Linked DNA regions of Mus musculus: regions 2, 3 and 4 are each linked to region 1. The links are chromatin loops, found by intact Hi-C in ENCODE. Cell type or tissue: left cerebral cortex. All regions are shown on one strand. Region 1 overlaps Gm45928 (predicted gene, 45928). Region 2 holds the start of Tmem134 (transmembrane protein 134). Region 3 holds the start of Cdk2ap2 (CDK2-associated protein 2). Region 4 holds the start of Gm17552 (a long non-coding RNA gene).

Region 1 (5,000 bases):
CTTAGTAACAGCTACTGTGTAACTAACTAGCTTCCCGTGTGCGGCAGAAGCTCCCAGGCTTGCGCGGTAGAGAGAGGGACATACACAGTCGTTAGTCCTGGACAGGAGAGCAGGAGCACGAATGCCTTAGAGCTGGAGGAGAATGGTAGGCATTGGGAGAAGACCTCAGGAGGTAATTGCTGTAAACAGCGTCTCTCAATTCTCTACCCATGACCTTTGTTTTGGGGCTCCTGTCATCACTGACTCACCCCTACTACCACCTCCCCCTCACCAACTTCCTGGCAGCGGGTGAAAATGCTGGCCCGTGGGAGTCTGGGAACCAGCACTTGGACTGACCCAGCACTAATCACCCTCTGGAGAGCCCATCCGGTTCTTCCTTCCAGGGGTGCAAGGATGGCTGGTTGGAGGCCTTTGCCCTCCTTTTTGGAAGCTCTGTGATCTGGCTTAGGAAGCACTCGGCTGGCCTCCCGTGTGTGTGGAGGCAGAGAAGAGGACCCCTCCAAAGAGAAACCCACCAGTGGTGGGCAGAAGGTTGTGTCTCCAGGGACCTCCTCTTGCTAGCCTTCCCCCATTAGCTTCTTGAAGAAGAAGGAGCTGCAGGCACACTGCAAAGACCTGGAAGGCCTTTCTGGGACCCATTGTTTGGGGTGGCTCAGGTCTGATCCCTCCATCTGTCTCCTGGACATCTGGGAGAAGAGACCCTACAGAGTTGGGAAGGGGGACAGGGAGAATTCTCTACTAGGCAGGGAAAGGCACAGGCATTAGGTCTAGTGAGGCTCTATAGTGGGTAGCTCCTAGGCTCCGTGGGACTGACCACCACTCCTCCCTAAGAAGGCCTCAGATATTCTGGGGCTGTTCCCAAAGGTATGTGGCACCCACTTCCTGAGTCCACAAAGCCCTGAGGGAGCAGGGAAGCCTGGGTGGGGCAGACCCCTCCTCATTCCTGGTCCCTCCCACCCCTGAAAGCTGATAGCCGTGGGGCCTGCCACCGCCCAGGGAGCGTGAAATGGGGTGTGCCGCTGGGCGGCCACAGCAGCTCCCTCCACTGCCTGCGCCTAGTCGCTTGTCTCCTTTGGCAGCTCCTGACACCCTGACCTGCTCTGTGGATCTTGGCTGAGCCATCCCTACCTGCCCTCCCTTCAGCCCCCACCCCAGATCTGCCTGGCTCAGGTCCAGGTAGCTTCTCCAACACTGACTGGAAAGATACCTCCCAGGGGCTTTAGGTTCCCTCAGCCCCTAAGGGATCTGGAGTGCTCTGCTTCAGTGCAGGGACCCTAGCACTAGCCTTCTGGTGGGGGAGGTGTGTGGGGGTGGAGCTCTCCCTAGGAAGCATGCTGTCCTCTCCAGGTGAGCAATAAGATGGATCATCCTGGCTGCTCAGTATCCGACGTGTCTCTAAGGTGGTTAGGGCACTGACTTGGTCTCCTATCTTTGGGTGTTTTCCTACTTTCTTCTCTAACCTCATCATTTTCCTTCCTGCCTAGAACACTTTGCTTGATGCAGAGTTCTCAGAGTGGAGACCAAACTGGTGGTCTAAGTTAGTGGCTCAATTCTGTCTTGTATACGAAGTGTCTTTGGTCAGCACTGATTCCAGAAGCTGGTGATAGAAGTGGATGGAGTTAACTTATACTTTGCAAATACCCTAAGCCTTATTAGGTTCAAGGTCAAAGTCCTGTGAAGACCAGGAGAACAAACAACCTGAACAGAAACCTAGACCTGGGACTCCCTGGGGCTGAGACTCACTGCGCGCGGCTCCTGTGGGAGCAGGTTCATCTTAGCTTTACTCAGTGTGACAGTTCTGGGTGGGGTCAGCACTCTTCACAAATATACATCCTGAAAGTCCCTCGCCTTCAGTTTGAGATGGGTCATATGGACAGAGCCAGTTAGAGCTGAAAAGATGGGGCAGGTAAAAGTGAGGGAGGGCAGCAGCTGCATGAGTTCAATGGGATGTGAGGTCTCTCCCATTTCTTTCTCTCTCCTTAGCAACTCCCCCACTCAGGCCCTGCTACTCATTCTGAGCTGAAATTCAGTCCAGTTTAGGGGATTTTGTGCACCCAGGTGGACACCCCAAAACATCTTGCCCATCCAGCCTTCATCTTTTCCCCAGCCTTCATTTTTGCCATATTCCTTCAGGGTCTCCTCCTAGCCCCTCTCTTCCCTCTCAGACCCAGCACCTTAGCCTAGTAGGTTCTGAGTTTCCTGGATTTAAAGGGTGAAAAAATAGGAAGGTTTCTCTGGGTCCCTAGTGTCTATTCTGCCTTGCCTAGGAACTTTCCCCACCAGCTCCGCTAGTCAGCTCCCCTTTCACTGGGACCAACAGTTCAGAAGTTCTGGAGATTTGCAAAGTGCCCTGCTGGTCATTCCTCACTCTGGCCACCAGGTGTCAGACTTTATCCAGCAGGAAAGAGGTCCTAGTTAGTCCATAGAGCCATATCCTGGAGGCAAGTTGGGGAGGTACCTCCAAGTTCTCTCTGAACTGGCCAGGCTAGGGACCCTGAAGGGTCAGATCCACAGCTCTGTCACAGTCACCTCCTCTGTGTCATTGGTACTAGTCTGCTGGCAAGTGTTTTTCCCTCTAGGAAATTTGGGTACCAGCCTGAGTCAGGGAGCTCAGGAATGGAGAGGACAAAGGCAGGGACAATTAAGGCTCCCTAGAAGGGAGGACTCAGAGGGACTGCCATCAGACTGTGCCGTCTCCCCTGAATCGCTAGCCTGTGTGCTCTAGGCTAAGGGAAGCAAAGACCCGCCCTGTGCCTCCCCATTTTGCCGGCTGTGGCCGTGGTGACTGGTGAATGTGCTTGTGTAAGATGAGTGTTTGAGTGAGTTCCCTTGCTGCTGAGAGGGTCCCTGAGTCCCCGCTGCTTCCTCATTCTCTGGTGAGGTATGGTGATTTGCCTCGATTTAGAGCCTCCTCAGAACTGGATCTCACCTCCAGGGAGCTGCCTTCTCTCCTAGGTGCAGGTTTCTAATACACTGAGCTCTCTGGGGAGGACAAGGGGGAAGTCAGCCCCTCTCATCTCTATTCTCTCTCCTTTCTCCCTAAGGACACAGGACTTCTGGAGACCTAGGCAAGTGGCTGAGGCTGAGTGACGAGAGGGCATTCTCCAATACTGAGGATCAGCAAGACAAGCAAAGTCAAGAGGTGGGGGACCCTAGGTCATAGAAAGCGATTGTTGAGCAGTTGGGAGCCATTGTGCCACACACTACAAGCAGAGTAGACACTAGGAGGAACAATGGCAGGAAATGGATTGAAGAGCTGCTTCATGTGTGGAGCACCGAATTCACAGAAAGTGAGGGCGGGGCCTTACAGGGCAGCCACAGGTGAGAACGGGCTCAGAGAGCACTTCAGGGCTCTAGCCTTTTTCTTTTTCATTTCTGATTTGTGTTTTTGAGACAGTCTCTTGACTATCTCAAGACTTAGAACTTACTATGTAAACCAAGGCTGGCCTTGAACTCCTGATCTTCTTGCCTTCATCTCCCAAGTATTGGGCTTACAGAAGTGCAGCACCGCTTGGGTTTTTGACATACCCACTAGTTATTCCCCACCACGGTGACTGGAGTGTCAGCACTTTGTCCTACAGCGCATCTGGTGGGAATGTCTGTGTGTCCTACAGAGCATCTGGTGGGAATGTCTGTCCTGGGTTGCTAAGAAATGCCACCAATGGGATCCATACGGAAGATGTGTCAGCAACCACCTGGCCTTCCCTGTGTCTGCCCAGCCAGCTTTTGGATTCTCTCTTTATCTCTTCAGTACCCCAAACCCTCCACTCTTCGGCTTCCACCTCCACACTTGGCAATAACACGCTTAGATCCCTTCTGTTTAAAACAGACAAATGCTAAGCCTCCCTTGACCCCGCCTTTGCCACAGCACACAGGACACATCTTCACTTCTCGCCTCACACCGTGTCTTTCTTGGACTCACCATGTGGTGTCTGCCTCTCACCTGCTATGTCACAGGCTCCTGTGGGGTGTGCATGGTGACGTACACATAATACCGGCACATAGGACACTGAAGCAGGAGGATCACTGTGGGTTTTAAGTGAGCCTGGTCTACATAGCTCCCTATACCCAAACACAAAGCAGTTGCCTGTGGTTCCTAACTGCCCAAGCTTGTGTGTTTCCTGTTTTCTCCTCTCAGTTCTCCAGAGCTTGAGATTCCGGGTCAGCTGCTCTCAGCTTCTAAACCTCTCAAAACTCTCCTTTTGGACAGTCTTTTTTTTTAATATTTATTTCTTTATTATATGTAAGTACACTGTAGCTGTCTTCAGACACTCCAGAAGACGGCATCAGATTTCGTTACGGATGGTTGTGAGCCACCATGTGGTTGCTGGGATTTGAACTCAGAACCTTTGGAAGAGCAGTTGACGCTCTTAACCGCTGAGTCATCTCACCAGCCCCCTTGGACAGTCTTTGCATCACTTTAAATCAAACTACCAAGGATTTCACTGTGTCAGGCATTATGCTAAAACATTATCTGGATGTGTGGCTGAGCAATCCTGGAGCCTGCCCCCCAAATACCGTCTGACTGAAAAGGAGATTCACCTGTGCCCTGACCCATCTCTGCCTATCTAAAACCTTCCTGTCCTCTGAGAACAGTACTGAATCTCACCCTGTGCCTTTATGCAAAAGATGTGCTGAGCACTTGCCATGAGCAGATACTCACACACATCAATAGGGAGACACACTGCTTCCTCCCTACTGCCTTCTGTCTTACACTTTCATTTGATGGGTCTGCCTGCTTGACTCCCTACCTTTCCTAATATTTATTGGTTCTCTCCTCCTACCATGTAAGTAACTCATATTTGGTTTGGCAGCAACCACCTGTACCCACTGAGCCATCTCACTGGCCCATTGCCTAGGTCTTTGTACATTTAAGTAAGTCTGCCGCATCATATCCTAACGTTCATGAGTGGTCATCCTTCTCCCTTTCCTAGATTGTTTTGTCCCACACTTACAGAATACATCAGTGAAACACCTTCAGGTTGGACCCTGGGCTGGTG
Region 2 (5,000 bases), 100 kb after region 1:
AGAAGCAGGAAGGAGGCCAGCACTACCCGGCGGTTTTTCTGGATCAAAGGATGTTGGGTCCAGCTGGGTGGCAGGAGAGCAAGACGGAGGTCAAGGAGGTGAAGCAGGCAGGGAGCTGGGGCTGGCTGGCAGGCAGAAGCAGAAGGTACTTGGAAGCTGAACCCCAAGTGAGGAGGCTCTCACCTGCAGCAGGCGTTGTAGGAGCGCTGTGTGCTGCTGCTGATGGTGCTGAAGGACCACTGCGAGCTGCGGACAGACATGTGCCCAGAATCCCTGAAGGACAGAAGGATGGTGAGGGGGCAGGGAAGATAAAGAGAGGGACAGAAGCTGAGAGATAAACTCAAGGTGTATCTAGGGACTGAGGTTAACCCCTGCAGGATAGAGGGTCCAGAAGGAGGTCAAGGGTAGGGGGTGAAAAGGAATTACAGAATAGAGTGTGTGTTAAGAGGAATGAAAGAGGGTGGGGACTGGATTAAACTGAGGATTCCTAGAAGACAGAAAGCCTGGCATTGATAAGGTGGAGGACCGGGGCACTGGGGTAAGGTGACCCAGCTGGACAGCAGATCCCATGAGAGAAGCAGGGCTAGGAATCCCTGTAAGACAGGTAAGTGCATCTGGTTGGGACTGGGCAGGTCCTTGCAGACAGGAGCCTGAGACACGGGGCCTGGGATAAGAAGGGTGGGTCCCCACCTGGCCCTGACCTGGTGCTGACTCCCCCATCCGGCTCCGGAGAGGCCTGGGCTCCGTCCTCATCATTTTCCAGGTTCTGTTACAGGACATAAGGTTCAGATAAGCTTCAGGAATGGGCCTTTCCACTGCCCTCTGGGGGGAGGAGAAAGGCAGCCTGACAGCTTCTGCCTGGCACATCTGGCAGCTGCTCTCCTGCCTCTCCCTGCCCTCCCAGCGGAACCGGTTTGATGATTCAGAAACCAAAACCTGGGTAGGAAGTAGGTGGCTGTTGGGGGCTTCAGCACAGAATCCAGCAGGGGTGGGCTGCCAGCATGGATCCCAGGAGCAGGTGACCACTCAAATGAGGCTCTCAGGATTTTTCAGGGACCCAACATAGAGACTTTGGATTTGGTATAGCATAGCACAGGCCTCTGGGTCTTACGTCCTAAAGAACGATAGGGTTGGGGGAAGCTACCTGAGACAATGATTTATGGTGTGGTTTAGTATGAAGAGATGGGCAAACACATCATGTGTGGGGACCTCCACTTTTAGGGTGATTCTCAAAGCAGAGGGGATGCGGAGGCTCCATAGGTCACGTGATCTGGGGCTCAAGGGATGCTGTAAATATCGACAAGGTCTGGTTCAGATTGGAAGTACTCCCCAAACTCCTCGGAGTGATATTGGGGTGTCAGTCTTCAAGACAGGTGGGTTCTACACTGTTGCTAAGGCCTGGGTTCCTAGTCCGAGTTTCCGGCTCTCCACAGCTGCACTGGAACCGAACTCAGAGCTCAGAGGGCAAGGACATAAATCTGGATGAGCAGACACGTCTAGGGGACAATTTTCCGCTCCGCTGGGGTCTCTAGGCAGAGGCTCCGGAGTTAGAATTCTCCGGGGCCCGGCCTGGGGTTCCGCCCTATCCTGGACAAGAGGGTGAGACGAGCAGGGCCGTTCACCTGGTAGCGTAGCCGGGACTGCTTGTCTTCATCAGCCACCTCGAACCGAGCCCGGCGTTCGAAGTGCAGCGGCCCGAAGCGGGCGACCCCGCTGGACTCGGGCTCAGGCCCCGCGTCCTCCAGGGTCAGCTCGAAGGCATCATCGATGCTAAACTGGGGGCCGGGCGGCGCTCATGGCCCCCGCCGGCCTAGGCGCCCAGCGCCGCCGCCATTTGAGCCCGCCACGGCCCCGCCCACCAAACAGGGCCCGCCCTCACAGGGCCCGCCCCGTCTCCCTGGGAGCGAAGATCTGCCCTCTACAACCGCCCCGCCCTTGCCCGCTCCTCCTCTGCAGGCCTGAGCAGCAGAATGCAGAGTTGCTTCGGGATCGCGTCAGAGTCTCGCGGGTAGCGGGACTCGCGGCGCCCCCCAGAGGTTCCCTTGGTGAGCGACAGCCCCGGCTGTGACCAGGACCGATCTAAGCTTGTGCTTGTAAGGGAGGGGGGAGGGGAGGAGGGGGGACGGAGGGACGGGGTGTGTGTGGTGTGTGTGTGTGTGTGTGTGACGGGGTGTGTGTGGTGTGTGTGTGTGTGTGTGTGTGTGTGTGTGTGTGACGGGGTGTGTGTGGTGTGTGTGTGTGTGTGTGTGTGTGGTTGCTTTCTCTGCCCAGGGGTGTGAGGTGTGTGTGTGGTTGCGTGGTGTGTGTGTGTGTGTGTGTGTGTGTGTGTGTGGTTGCTTTCTCTGCCCAGGGGTGTGAGGTGTGTGTGTGGTTGCTTTCTCTGCCCAGCAGCTCAAACCTCATGAGGTAGCCTGGATTCCAGTCCGCACTCCAGTGCCATAGAAACTCTTGGACCTGTTCCTCCATCCTACTCACCACAGCTTCCAATGGAGGGGTGTCCTTGTCATTTTTCAGATGTGGACACTGAGGCTCAGAGCTTATATTGTTTTCTCCAATTCAGAATACATGGGGCAGCTAAAGTGATTAAAAAACAATCTTTCTAGCACTGAGTCTGCATTCCCTTCTATCTTTTTTTCTTTTTTTTTTTTGGTTTTCTTGGAAGAGGAGCTCCCTATTTAGCTCACTCTGGCCTTGAATTCCTGATCTTTTTGCCTTAGCTTTTATAGTACTGCTTTCTCTTCAGTGCTCAGGAGTGTTTGGAACTGAATAGATGTATAAATAATAGTAAATATCGGTGGCAGTTTGTCAAAGTGCTACGTCTGAAATTTGAACCCATATCTTTCTAGCTTACAAAGTGTTTGCCCTCCTCCACGTCCAACCGCCCTCACATTTTATGATCTCCCATAAAGAACTGAGTCAACCCAACTTCTCATTTTATGGTTAAAGAGGCTCCTCTCTAGTTGTGGTCATTCATTCCCCCCCCCCCATTCCCTCCATCCCCATCTTCCTCCCCTCCCCTTCTTCTCCCAAGACCTGGCCTCACTGAGTTTCAACCCAGCCTGGCTCTTACGTGGCATTGTCTTCTGTATGGATGTGTTTGCAGTGTACAAACATGGGCTCCTGTATCAAGTGCATTCTGTTGTTTACATTTTTCCATTTTTCCACTCAGTGCTAATGGTTTCCACATGCATCTTGTTTGCTGTTTCTATGAGCTGTAGGCGTGGTACCATTTGGGCTTCCAACACTCAGCTCCGCAGCAGTCAGGCTGAGGTTGGCCTCATGCACACATCACTGTTGTCTCCTGTGAATGGTGGGAGGCCTCCTTTTCCAGCAGGTGGATGTCCAGGTTGTAGGGAGTGTACCTTGGCGATTTCCTGAATTGTGGTGAGGTGACACCTACCCTGAGGCTTCTGGCTTTCTCTCAGACCCGGTGGTTCTGATGGACACAAGCAGATGCTTCTCTCTGTCCTTGTCTCCTTTGCTGGCTGGTGAGGTCTTTCTGACACTGACATCTTCCTTTGTGGCTCTTACCAGGATGGAAATCACTATATGGACAAGCTAGAGGTCTCCTGCCTTGGCCTAATAATGGGATTACAGGCTTACCACTATACATGGTTTCTTTCTTCCTTCTTGCTTCCCCTTTTTCTTCCTTCCTTTCTTCCTCTGTCACACCCTTCCCTCCTTTTCCTTTTTTCTCCTCCCTCCTGCCTTTCCATATGTATTTAATTATTTTCTTTTTGTGTGTGCACAGGAGTCTGTGTGAGCATGCAGATGCATGGCGCATCTGTAGGTCAGAGAACTTTTTTTGGGGGGGGGGGTTGAGACAGGGTTTCTCTGTGTAGCCCTGGCTGTCCAGGAACTCACTCTGTAGACCAGGCTGGCCTTGAACTCAAAAATCCACCTGCTTCTGCCTCCCGAGTGCTGGGATTAAAGGCATGCGCCACCACGCCCGGCTCAGGTCAGAGAACTTAATGGGAGTAGGCACTTTTTGTCCACCATGTGGACTCAGGCGTCTAACTCAGATGGTCTGTTTGAGGCAAATGCCTTTATCAAGCCCTCCCTTTTCTGTTCCCTCTGCCCTTCTCTTTAATATTTATGTGTATGAGTGTTTTGCCTGCATGCATGCCAGTGCCTGGGTCCTGTAGAGGTCAGAAGATCCCCTGGAACTGGAGTTACAGATAATTGTGAGTGGCCAAGTGGGGGCTGGGGACCAAACCCCAGTTGTCTGGAACAGCAACACTCTATACCATGGAGCCATCCTTCAACCCTGTCTCAAGGACTTTCCCCATTGAGTTGTCTCATTGAGGAATAAGTCGATCTCAAGTATTCCAGTCTTACATTGTTGGGAGAAATCCTACTTGCTCTTTAGTCTGTCTTTCTCATCTTGCATTTTTTTTTTTTTTGCCTGTATGAAACAAAATTTGTTCTTGAAGTAGAATACAGATAACATTACCTGGCCTTCCTCACAGTTTCAAACTGCACAGTTCAGTTATGAATTCATAGTATTGTGTGGCCAGTCAGTCTGTAGAGCTTTGTAATGTTGTAAAATAGAAACTCAGTCCTTCCTTAAAAAACAACTTCCCCATTCCCACTGCACCGTTCTACTTTCTGTCTCTGAGCTGTCTATGTAGACACTTCAGTAAGTGTGATCATACAGTATTATTTTTCAATGTGCATGTTTGCCTGCATGTATGTTTGTGCATTACAGATATGCCTGGTGCCCACAGAGGCCACAAGAACACGTATTGTCTTCTGGAACTGGACTCACAGAAGGTTATGAATTGCTATGTGGGTGTGGAGAATGGAACTTACATTCTCTAAAGAAGTACAGTGCTCTTAACTGCTGAGTCATCACTCCAGGCCATACGCTATTTTTTTCGTGACTGATATTTCACTGAGAATACTGATAGGATTATGTAGTGTATTAAATTAGCTTAATTTGTGTGTGTGTGTATGCTAGAGAAAGAACCCAGGACCTCTCAAATGCTAGGCAAATGTTC
Region 3 (5,000 bases), 130 kb after region 1:
CCACTAACGGAACTGGTTGTGGGGGAATCCAGCGGGACTATCCCCCTGAGGCCTGTGAATTTCTTCTTCACTCTACCATGAAGCATGGCTCCTTTACAGACCTCCCCGCCATTCTCACCTGGATCATGTAGAGCTGGGCCACTTGATACTCGTCCAGGCTCATGGGCAGCAGGATGTGGTACTCCTTGATAAGCATCCTGAAGACGCTCCGCTGACCGCGTGCGGCCTCTGCTCCTCCTAGCGCAGGGTACCGCGCGGCAGTCAGTGCAGGACGGTGGTGCGCGGTACTGAGCCCTGCACGCCTGCGGAGGGGCTCGGGCCGCGGAACCCCATGGCCGGGCCCGCCGCGGGGGAGGCAGAGGCGAACCCAGTGTTGCCTCCCGCACCGCGGAGCCCAGAGCAGTAGAAAGGCTCAGAGCTGACCTCTTTTCCACGCAGCCCCCGCCCCCCGCCTGCCTGTCGTCATGGCAACCGCGCGCTGACGCGGGCCCCCCAGAGCGGCGGACGCGAGCCGACACGCCGCAAGGCCATCCTCGCGTCTGCACCGAGGTCGCATCCCGAAACAGCATCCCTCCGGGCCGCGCCTGGCTTCCAAGACCAGAACCTTAGGGACCCGCCCCCTTCACCATTTCATCCCCTGAAGTCGGTGGGGTTCTGTGTACTCCACTCCTAGACGTTCACCTAGACCCTTGTCCGCCAAGATATCTTTCAGGAAGCGACCCCCAATGGGCCTCTGCAACTCTGCTAATACTAACTTACCTTACGGTGCCAGAAGAAAAAAACAAAACAAAACCTCCGTCCGTCCCCCCCTCCCAAAACCTGCTTTTACCACCCTAGAAGGTACCCGGTTCCTGAACTGTATGTACCCTTGGTTTTCGCTGAGTTTCCATTCGTCCTTACAGCCACCCCATCATCTTCCCACGAGGTTGCCCATTCCAGGCTGGTGTAGGAGCGGTCCACTGGTATCCCTCTGGCCTCCGCCCTGGGAGGCCCACTCTGCCCACCTGCGTCCCGGCATGGCGCCACAGTTCCGCTGCAGACACCCCTCCACCCCCACCTTGCACCCAGCGGGCAGGCGAGAGGCCCTCTGTCCTCACTTCCCTCAGCTCCTTGTCCCTGTCGCCAGACGTGCTCTTGACCCGCCCGCTCACCGACGTCCCCGCTCACCTCTAGCTTCTGGTGGGCGCCCCTCACCCAACCGGGGCAGGGGTGGTCGACCCCAAGGTGGGAGTCCGTTGTGCCCCCAGTCCCGGCCTCGGTTTCCAGATGGAGCCCGACCCTCTGGAGGCGCGGAGCCGGCCCATAGCCCCGACCTTTTTCCCGGTCTGCCCGCCGGCGCCCCTGCTGTCCCTCCCCGCCGCGTCACTGCAGCTGCCCCGCCCCTTTCCTGGGCCCGGCTGGTCCTCCCCACCCCGGCAGGGTCGGGGCAGCCCCGCCCGCGGCGCAGCAAGGCTGGCCCCTGCTTTCCTTCTCCAAGACAGACGGGGAAGAGGCCGGGCCCCAAATTCCAGTTCTTTATTTCTGTGCTGTCTGGACACCCCAAGAATTCTTGGTTTCATTTCCCACCCAGGCCCAGTCAGGGCAGCCCTCCTGTGTGCTTTGAAGAGGTGGGATTTGACCTAGGGGGAGCCCAGGTTAGAGGAAATGTTGTACCCCAAAGTTAGCCAGAATTTGGAAGTTCTCAATTGCCTCTGCCTAGGTTGGCATTTCACGGTTACTTAGCTACATGCCCAGGTAGAGGCCATCCCCTTAATGAAGCCCAAGTCCTTCCCTACTATGTTTGCTAGGTTCTCAAATTTGGACACCCATCTAACTGCTCCGACTCTGTACAAAGGCCGAGACACCCGGGGCTGGCTCATGGAGCCACACCCAGCCTTGTGGAAGTTGTCAGGACAGTGGATAGCAGCATCAAGCCAAGGTGCTGGGGGTGGGGGGGAAGGAGCCTCTAACTGCCTCCCTTAGGAGTCAGGGACCCGGTGTATTTAGAGCCTTCCAAGGATGGTTTTAAAGCGGAGCTGGTGTAGGGGCATTAGGACGTTCACGGGAGAGGCTTAAGTGAACTGGTATTTCCACCCTGCCAGGCATGCCTGCCAATCTACAGGAAGGGCCCTTTAGGCTCCGGCTGTCCAATAGTGCCTCCAGCTGTGAAGGCAGCCAAGCCCTACGCTGCCCCCTGGTGGCACCTCCTTATGCAGACATCATTGGTGTTCTGTCTGGCCTTCAGCTGCAAGGCGCAGAGCTGGAGGTAGCAATGGACAAGATGGGAAGGCAAAGCTCGGTTCAAGCGCCCTTCCCAGTTCCTGCTCTGCCCTTCCCCTCTGCCCACTCAGGCTTCCCCAGAGGAACCACACACAGAAAGGCTGAGAGAATGACTCCAAAGCATCTTTTATTTATACAAAAAGGACATATTTAGTAAAAGACACACCAAAAAAAGAGTCGGCTGTGGCCCCAGAGATGAGGCAGGAAGGTCTTCTGCACTCCTGTTGAAGAGGCAGGAGGTGGCCTGGGCTAAGAGTTAAGGAGTAAGTGCTGTGTGGTGGGGCCACAGAGAGGAGCAAGCTCCCGTCAGATCAGCACTGTGAGCAGGTCATGGAAGGGACTCCCAGTGGCCTCCCAGCACTCCCACAGAGGGAGGAGACCAGTTTGTACAGCCAACTGGACGAAGATCTGCTACCTGGTTCCTGGAGGGTGCCCACTAAGGGACACAGGACAGGAAGCCCAGGATAGGAAGCAACTTGGGGCGCGAAGGCCAGGGAGAAGCAGGCGCTCTGCAGTGGCCAGAAAGGTCCCGGCGAGGAGGTCAAGGTGCTTCCTGTTACGTGCGGGCATTGCGTTCTGTCTCTGCCAAGCACTCTCTGACTAGTGCCCGAGCGTGGATGATGCCTGGGGTGCGGTGAGGATGGGGAAGTAATAAACAGGGCCCCAGAAACAGTCCACAGCCACCCTTCAGAGCAGACACTCCCCCACCGCTCCATGGTTCAGCAAGAGCACCTCTAATCTAATGAGGATGGATGGGATTAAGGGTTGGCTAATCCGAGTTCCCAGGCACCTTCTTGGAAACAGACTCATTTGAAAATGGAAAAGTTCATTTAAAACCCCTCCTTAGGTACACGTTCTGTTCCAATCGAGGCTGGCCCAAATGTCCTGTCCTGACTCTAGATATCCTCCATCCTTACTGAACTGTCTTAAAGTTCAGTGTCTGTGTCCTGGGCAGAGCAAGGGCAGGCCTGTGGCTTCACTTACCTCTCTTCAGGCGCTCCATGGCACTCTTGCTACCAGCATAGGTGGGCCGGATCTCTTTGCCCATCTCCTCTATGACAGACAGCAGGTCCGTGTAGGTGCTCTGAGAGCCCTGGGAACCAGGTGGCTTCATCGCCTGTGTCAAAAGAAAATACAGACGTGATCTCAGACCCCGAGGGGATCTCCTGTCCTCAGCCATAAGCAAGCTCTTGGCCACACTCACCTGTACATACCCCATGGAGGGCGGACCAAAGTCGTTAAACAGCGGTCTGAAAGGTGCGGCAGCTCCTGGCACTGAGCCCGATGGCGATGGGACACTCCCGGCTGCAACGACACCAGCAAGAGGTCAGAGTGTGACAAGGGCCTCGTCACAGATTTCCAAGCCCAGGACTGTTCCCTTGACTAACCTCCAACGGCATGCTTCTTCATTCCACTCTGAACAACTTCGGAGACACACTCCTCCCCCCTGCGCTCCACCTACAAGCTCTACGTGACCACGCCCACTTCTCAGGCCAGCAAACTGAGGCTGAGCCAGGCTCGTCTAGCAGGCCCCGGATTGCAAAACTCGAGCGGTTTCTCTCCAAGACCTCGACTGCCCGGACAAGGCGAACAAGGATGGAGTTGGAGCCTCACCTGTAGGGACCGGGGTGCCTGGCCCGGGGGTGCTGGAGCCCGGGGTACTGCTGGGGGCGGGCGCGATAGGTTTGTAGGACATCCCAACTCCTCAGTGCGGCGGCCGCCAGCCGGCCGCTCCTCTGGGGTTGGCTGTCCGGCAGCTCAGCCGCACTCTGATTGGCAAGCGAGCTGCACGCCCCTGGTAAATAGAGCTCCGGCCGGAAGGGTGGGCGGGCACGATCGGTCCTCACTCTCGATTGGCGCGCTCAGCTGTCACTCGAGCCTCCTCATTGGCTGAATCTTGCCCCCGCAGGGCGCAACCGCTGCCGATTGGCCTCCACCTTCCGGACCTCGCACCTGTCTGCCCCGGATTGGGCGGTGACAGTCGTCCTCCTCAATTGGCGAGTTCGGGGCCCGGGGCCGGCGCGCTTTCAATCCGATTAGTCCCGAGGTCCAAGAGGCGGGGCCTCGGCAGCGGGCCAGTCTGGTCCCCGCGGTTTGCTCCGGTGGTGTGTGGCGGGCCGCCGAACACACTTCGTCCTCACCGCTTCGCGACTTCCCTCCGCTCAGAACTCCCAAGGCCACGGCTCCCACAGTGTGAGCACTCCGCCCTACCCCGAGCGTTTTACGTCACCTTTCACTGGTTCCGTGTCCCCCCCCCTTCGGCTGTGCGCATGTGCGCGCCTCAGGCCTGTATTTGTTCCCATGGCAACGGTTCCCTCACCAAAGTCATTACCAAGCTCCTTCTCTGGATTGGTTTGAATCTTCGGTCTAGGCAGGTGGGTCCAAGGCAGCCAACGACGCTGCTCGACACTGAACCCTAAGTCCCCTACTCTCTCCACAGACAATGATAGAGCATCATAGATCAAGAATTGCGTTAGGTCAAGTCAGGACCCTGGTCAAGACCCTTGGCTGGAATCTCAACACCTCATTAATGGTTTCCTCCTGGACTCTTTTTGGCGGGTGGGATGAGATTGAGACAAGGTCTCAAGTAGCCCAGTCAGAACTCGAACTCTCCGGGTAGGGGAGGGTGACCTTGAATTCCTGATGCTCTTGTCTCGGAAATGCTAAAGGATTACAGTCACACGCCAGTTTCTTGCCCTAATAGGTTTCCGTTTTCTCATGAAACATGAAGACAGTAATAC
Region 4 (5,000 bases), 59 kb after region 1:
TGCCCTAGCCCAGCCACATCCCAAAATATCCACCAACCTTGGCAACTGCCTGCATTCCAAAGGACTAGCTGCCATGCTGAGTAGGGGGTGGGTTCTGGGAGTCACTGGCCCCCCAGGACACAGAAGCCGGGGCTGGGGGTGGAGGGTGGCACCACTAAGCATTTCCTGGCCAGTCACCTTCCTCCCTTTGCCCACAGGAAACATGCTCCTTTGCCTGTCCCCTGCTTGGCTGATGAAGGTGGCAACTCCAGGCCAAGAGGGTGAGGCAGTCCTGCTGGTCTCTAAGGCTGTGAGCTTCTATCCAGGGGGCCTGACATTCCTGGATGACTTTGTTCCCCCTCGGCATGCTACTTACTTCCTGGCAGGCCTGGGGCCAGAATCTGGCCGTGGCAAGGAGGCAGCAGAGCTGGCTCGGAATCTCACTTGCCCCACAGGAACCTCATCGGAGCTGTCCCAGCTGCTGGAGAACCGGCTGCTGATGAGGTGGTTGCTGTCCCAGCAGAGTGGTGTGGCCGTGCCAGCTACCCTGGCTTTCACTTATAGGCCTCCGGGGCTGCTTCGGGGAGGGGATGCCAGCCCTGGACTCCGGCTGGTGGAACTCAGTGGGAAGGAGGGCCAGGAAACACTGGTGAAAGAGGAAGTAGAGGCCTTTGTGCACTCCGAGGCCTTGGGTGATGCTTCACAGGTAACAACAGGCCCCTCTCTGCACTGAGGTCTGTGTGGGCCCCCACAGGAGGGAACCCAGGTTGTCATTACCAAGTCCTGCTGGGAAATCATCCCAAACTCTTAGCCACTGTCCCATTCCACCATATCAGTGCCCTGTGCCTTCCTCAGTTTAGTTACTGGCACCTGTGGCATGAGCATCCTACCTTTCAGGCACATGAGGTAGTGGTGGTGAGAAAGGTCCTTCCCTTTTTCTGCTGTAGGTGGCTGTGAGGCTCAGTGGCTGTCGCTGGCGTGGACAGCAGGCATTGCCTCTGCACCTGCGGGTAGAGCCATCCACAGTGGTGAACACGGTGCTGGGATTGCTGGAGAAGCTGGAGGAGGAGGAGAGTGTCCTTGTGGAGGCCATGTGCCCACCTGTCCGGCTGCCCTTACCAGGTTCTCGCCTGAGCCAGCCAGAAATTGGGAGCAGAGACTGACCTCTAGACCGCTTCTGGGCTTAGACTTCTCATATTCCTCCAGGCGGTCCTGCACCTGGCCCTGAGCTGGCTGTGCGTATCTGTGCAGTGGTGTGTCGGATTCAGGGTGATAGGCCCCTACTGAGTAAGGTGAGAATGGCTCAGGTCTAGGACACAGTCCTGTCCACCCCAGCTCTGCCTAGCCCCACTGCTCTACTGAGGGTCTGCCTGGTGTAGAGAGGAAATGATTTGGTGTGTGTGGGCTCTGGTTGCTTCCAGGGGGACTCCTAGGGTTGATATGTTTTTTTCTTCCTCTTCAACCTTCCTTAACCCTTGTGTATCAGGAGCCCGAGCTCTTGTGCTTAACCCTTGTTCCTTGTCCTGGGGGCCTGATTCCTTTTCCAGAATGCTTCTCCTTACAGAAGAAACTAACTCAGGATCAGTCCCATAAGAAGGTGCCAAGCTGAGGAACCCAGGAAGGCTTGGGGGACCTCCTGGGTACTCAGCAGAGCTCTAGGGGAGATAATGAGGGTTTTTCAAGAGACATGCTAAGGCTAGGAAAAACCAGTATAGCTATAGTAGGTTGGAGCAAGCATGCCACAACTCTTCGAGCTGGGCCTGGAAGCCAGGGTAACCCCAAGGGATCTGGGCATCAGATGGCCAGTGATGCTGAGAGAGATTTGTAAAGTTTAGGTCTTGATGAAGAAAGGGTTCTTGAAGTGCAGGGAAGGTGGGGCCTGGATCTTGGCGTAGGGAAGATGCACAGGTGTCTAAGGGGTACTTAGAAGGGTGAGCTTTGGAGGGCTTCTCCCAGGCCAGCCCCTTCTGAACTGCACTGTGGTCAGGTGGTGTGTGGCGTGGGCCGTGGGGATCGACCCGTGCGGCACCACTATACCCTGCCAAGGACACTGAGGGTGGCGCTGGCTCAGTGTGGCCTGGAAGAGGAGGCGCAGGTGGCGCTTCTGGAGCAGGGCATCAAAGAAGCAGCCGAAGGCGCGTTGGCCGCTGTGCTGGCCCTGGAGGCTGGACTGAGTGTGGAGCAGCGTGGTGGACGCCAAGTGCACACCGACTTCCTCGGTGAGGACGGACGGGAGGCGCGGCTCGGCCTGGGCGGCTTGGGGACCGGGGTTGTGGGAAGCTCATTCCGCGCATTCTCGCCCGGCCCAGGCGTGGACTTAGTTCTCACGGTGATCGGACGCACGCTGACGCCCGTGGTCCTTAAGCTGAACAGTGGCCTGTGCCTAGAGGCCTGCGGCGCGCTCGAGGGGCTGTGGGCCGTGCCACGCCTAAGACGCTCAGCTGAGGAGGCAGCGGCAGCGCCGCTGGTGGAGACTATGCTGCGGCGCTCAGGGCGCCACCTCATGGACGGCAAGCAGCTGCTGGTGATCGGCGCCGGCGGCGTCAGCAAGAAGTTCGTGTGGGAGGCGGCGCGGGACTACGGACTGACGGTGGGCGGGGCGCGACCCAGATCGTGTTCTGATTGGTGGGAGCGGGCTGCGAATGGGCGGGACCAGTTCTTCAGACCAGAGTGGCCGTGCCCCGGGGGCGGGTCTTCCTGGCGAGGGGCGGGCCCTGGTGCTGTGAGAGGCGCCCCTCAGAAAAAACAAAGGAAAAGAAGAGGTGGGATAAATAGGTTGAGGAAGACGTGGAATAAAGAGGCTGGAATGAGCAGGGGACTGGCGGTATTTTAGATTAACAGAGGAGCTTACTCATTTATTTTTATTTATTTTTTGGGTGGGTGGGGGGTGTTCGAGACAGGGCTTCTCTGTGTAGTGCTGGCTGTCCTTTAACTCGTTTTATTTTATTTTATTTTTTTTAAAGATTTATTTATTTATTATATGTAAGTACACTGTAGCTGACTTCAGACACACCAGAAGAGGGTGTCAGATCTTGTAACGGATGGTTGTGAGCCATTATGTGGTTGCTGGGACTTGAACACTGGACCTTTGGAAGAGCAGTCGGGTACTCTTACCCACTGAGCCATCTCACCAGCCCCTTAACTCGTTTTATAGACCAGGCTGGCCTCGAACTCAGAAATCCACTTGCCTCTGCCTCCCGAGTGCTGGGATTAAAGGCATGTGCCACCACTACCCGGCTTATTTTATTTATTTTTGAGAAAGAGTCTCACTACTTAGTCCTGATTGGAATTTGCAATGTAAATCAGGCTACCCTCAAACTCCCAGAGTCTTCCTGCCTCTTCCATGCTAATCTAGAATTAAAGTGTGTACCACCACGCTCAGATTTTTTTTCTTGCTGTTTTAGTGATTGAATTGGGGCCTTGCATATACTATGGGAACAAGGTCTCTATGCCTGAATTAGAGCCCAGGATTTCATTATTTTTATTTATTTATTTATTTTTAATTGTATGTGTTTTTTGCCTGCAAGTATGTCTGTGCACCATGCACGTGCTTGGTGCCCACAGAGGCCAGAAGAGGGCATCGATGCCCATGGACCAGAATTATAGACTGTTGTGAGTTGTCATTTTGGTGCTGAGAATCAAACCTGGTCCTGAGGGAGAGCAGCCAGGGCTCTTCACTGCTGAGCCATCTCTCCAACCCCTATTTATTTCACTTTTTACCTGTTATGTGTTTGGGTCTGAAGTATGTATATGTACAAGTGTGTGCAGGTGTCAGTGGAGTCCAGAAGAGGATGTCATCAGATCCAGAGTCACCTGACCTGGGTGCAAAGCACTCTGGTCCTCTGCAAGAGCAGCAAGTGCTCTTAATGCCTCAGCCATCTCTCCAGTCCTCAGTGTTTTGGGATCTTTGAAATATGTTCTCATATAACCTATGATGGCTTCAAACTCCGCCTAACTCCACCTCCAGATTCTGAGATTTTAGGAGTGGCTTTGTTGTTGTTGTTTCGAGACAGGGTTTCTCTGTGTAGCCCTGATTGTCCTGGAGCTCACTTTGTAGACCAGGCTGGCCTGGAACTCAGTAGGAATGTTATTTTATATTTATATTTTTGTTTAATTTAGTAGTTATTTATTTATGCCAGACATGGTCTTCCTCTGTGGCTCGGGCTGACCTGAAACTGAGCAGGCAAGTCAGGCTGGCCCTGAGCTCTCTGAGCTCCTTCTTCCTCTGCCTCCCAAGTGTGGGATCACTCTCCTGAGTGCCCCCTCCACATTTTTTCCCCAGACACATTTTTCACTATGCAGCCCAGACTTGACCTTCATAACACAATCCTTCTACCTCAGCCTCCCAGATGATGGCATTACAAGTTTGTACCGCCAAACCTTGTAACTACTAGGTCTTGAAGATCTGGTTAAGGAAGAAGTTTAGCTCTGTCTTGGGGGAAACTTTGAAGCTGAATTCCTGCAGCTTGGCACATAGGCTCCTCCAGGAACACAATAAAGTGCTCTATGAACACTTTATTGATGTCAAGATATGTTTATAAGTTTATTGAGTTTTTTTCGGTTTTTGTTTTTTTCAAGATAGGATTTCTCTGTGTAGCCCTGGCTGTTCTGGAACTCACTCTGTAGACCAGGCTGGCCTTAAACTCAGAAATCCACCTGCCTCTGCCTCCCAAGTGCTAGGATTAAAGGCGTGTGCCACCACTGCCCAGCAAGTTTATTGTTTGAAAAAGGCAGGGACTCACATTGTAGGATCGGGAGTTAGCCAGGCAGCAGACATCATTCCTGTTGAAAGAGATAAGAAAGCTGAGTCTCAGGCTGGCTCCAGTCCACCACAGTGGCCTCTTTGCCCGCGTTCCACCATGCACAGTCCCTGGGGAATTCTCAACAGCCCTGGCATCCCAATTCCTACCTGATAGTGTGCGTGCCAGTTGCAGGACTGACAGATTCCTGGTTACCTTACACACAGCCACTTCTGCTCCCTCATCAGTGGCTGCTTGTGCCTTGAGTAGCAGCTGCCTTGT

What was found. Hi-C counts contacts between places; a loop is a spot of excess contacts. Peaks named below come from ENCODE experiments on the same cell type or tissue, not always from the same donor. Only the 100,000 strongest peaks of a DNase experiment are listed, where the experiment ranks them.
Region 2: it touches region 1 in a loop (2.1-fold over the local background); 7 of 42 quality-filtered maps call a loop at or near these places.
Region 3: it touches region 1 in a loop (2.3-fold over the local background); 12 of 42 quality-filtered maps call a loop at or near these places.
Region 4: a loop joins it to region 1, with 7 times the contacts of the local background. A loop is called at or near these places in 9 of 42 quality-filtered maps.

Annotation. Positions count from the first base shown.
Region 1 is chr19:4,225,890-4,230,889 of GRCm38, reverse strand. The region is part of intron 1 of Gm45928 (predicted gene, 45928); the gene reads right to left. All of the region lies in intron 2 of LOC102631992 (a long non-coding RNA gene), which reads left to right. Among named protein-coding and RNA genes, the nearest start is that of Pold4, 3.5 kb to the left of the region's middle. In left cerebral cortex, a CTCF peak has its summit at 2,374 (motif pointing right); DNase peaks (open chromatin) are centred at 222 and 2,374; H3K27ac peaks cover 631 bases.
Region 2 is chr19:4,122,823-4,127,822 of GRCm38, reverse strand. Tmem134 (transmembrane protein 134) reads right to left here and starts at 1,863. Exons shown (of 8, transcript NM_001078649.1): 1 at 1,783-1,863; 2 at 1,623-1,781; 3 at 702-766; 4 at 184-273; 5 at 1-63. The coding sequence starts at 1,797. It also overlaps a transcript of Aip not described here. In left cerebral cortex, a CTCF peak has its summit at 2,015 (motif pointing left); DNase peaks (open chromatin) are centred at 929, 1,312, 1,960 and 2,398; H3K4me3 peaks cover 2,040 bases; H3K27ac peaks cover 1,524 bases.
Region 3 is chr19:4,096,381-4,101,380 of GRCm38, reverse strand. Cdk2ap2 (CDK2-associated protein 2) reads right to left here and starts at 4,030. Exons shown (of 4, transcript NM_026373.4): 1 at 3,874-4,030; 2 at 3,464-3,564; 3 at 3,244-3,376; 4 at 2,364-2,883. The coding sequence starts at 3,955. The coding sequence ends at 2,816. Pitpnm1 (phosphatidylinositol transfer protein, membrane-associated 1) reads right to left here and starts at 759. Exons shown (of 23, transcript NM_008851.4): 1 at 119-759. The coding sequence starts at 196. In left cerebral cortex, CTCF peaks have their summits at 2,171 (motif pointing left), 3,851 and 4,052; DNase peaks (open chromatin) are centred at 2,173, 3,764, 4,169, 4,501 and 3 more places; H3K4me3 peaks cover 3,559 bases; H3K27ac peaks cover 3,663 bases.
Region 4 is chr19:4,167,097-4,172,096 of GRCm38, reverse strand. It overlaps Carns1 (carnosine synthase 1), which reads left to right. Exons shown (of 10, transcript NM_134148.2): 5 at 198-685; 6 at 927-1,101; 7 at 1,186-1,271; 8 at 1,967-2,198; 9 at 2,289-2,569. Gm17552 (a long non-coding RNA gene) reads right to left here and starts at 954. Exons shown (of 4, transcript XR_003952883.1): 1 at 870-954; 2 at 356-625. In left cerebral cortex, a CTCF peak has its summit at 2,466 (motif pointing left); a DNase peak (open chromatin) is centred at 2,560; H3K4me3 peaks cover 1,021 bases; H3K27ac peaks cover 1,163 bases.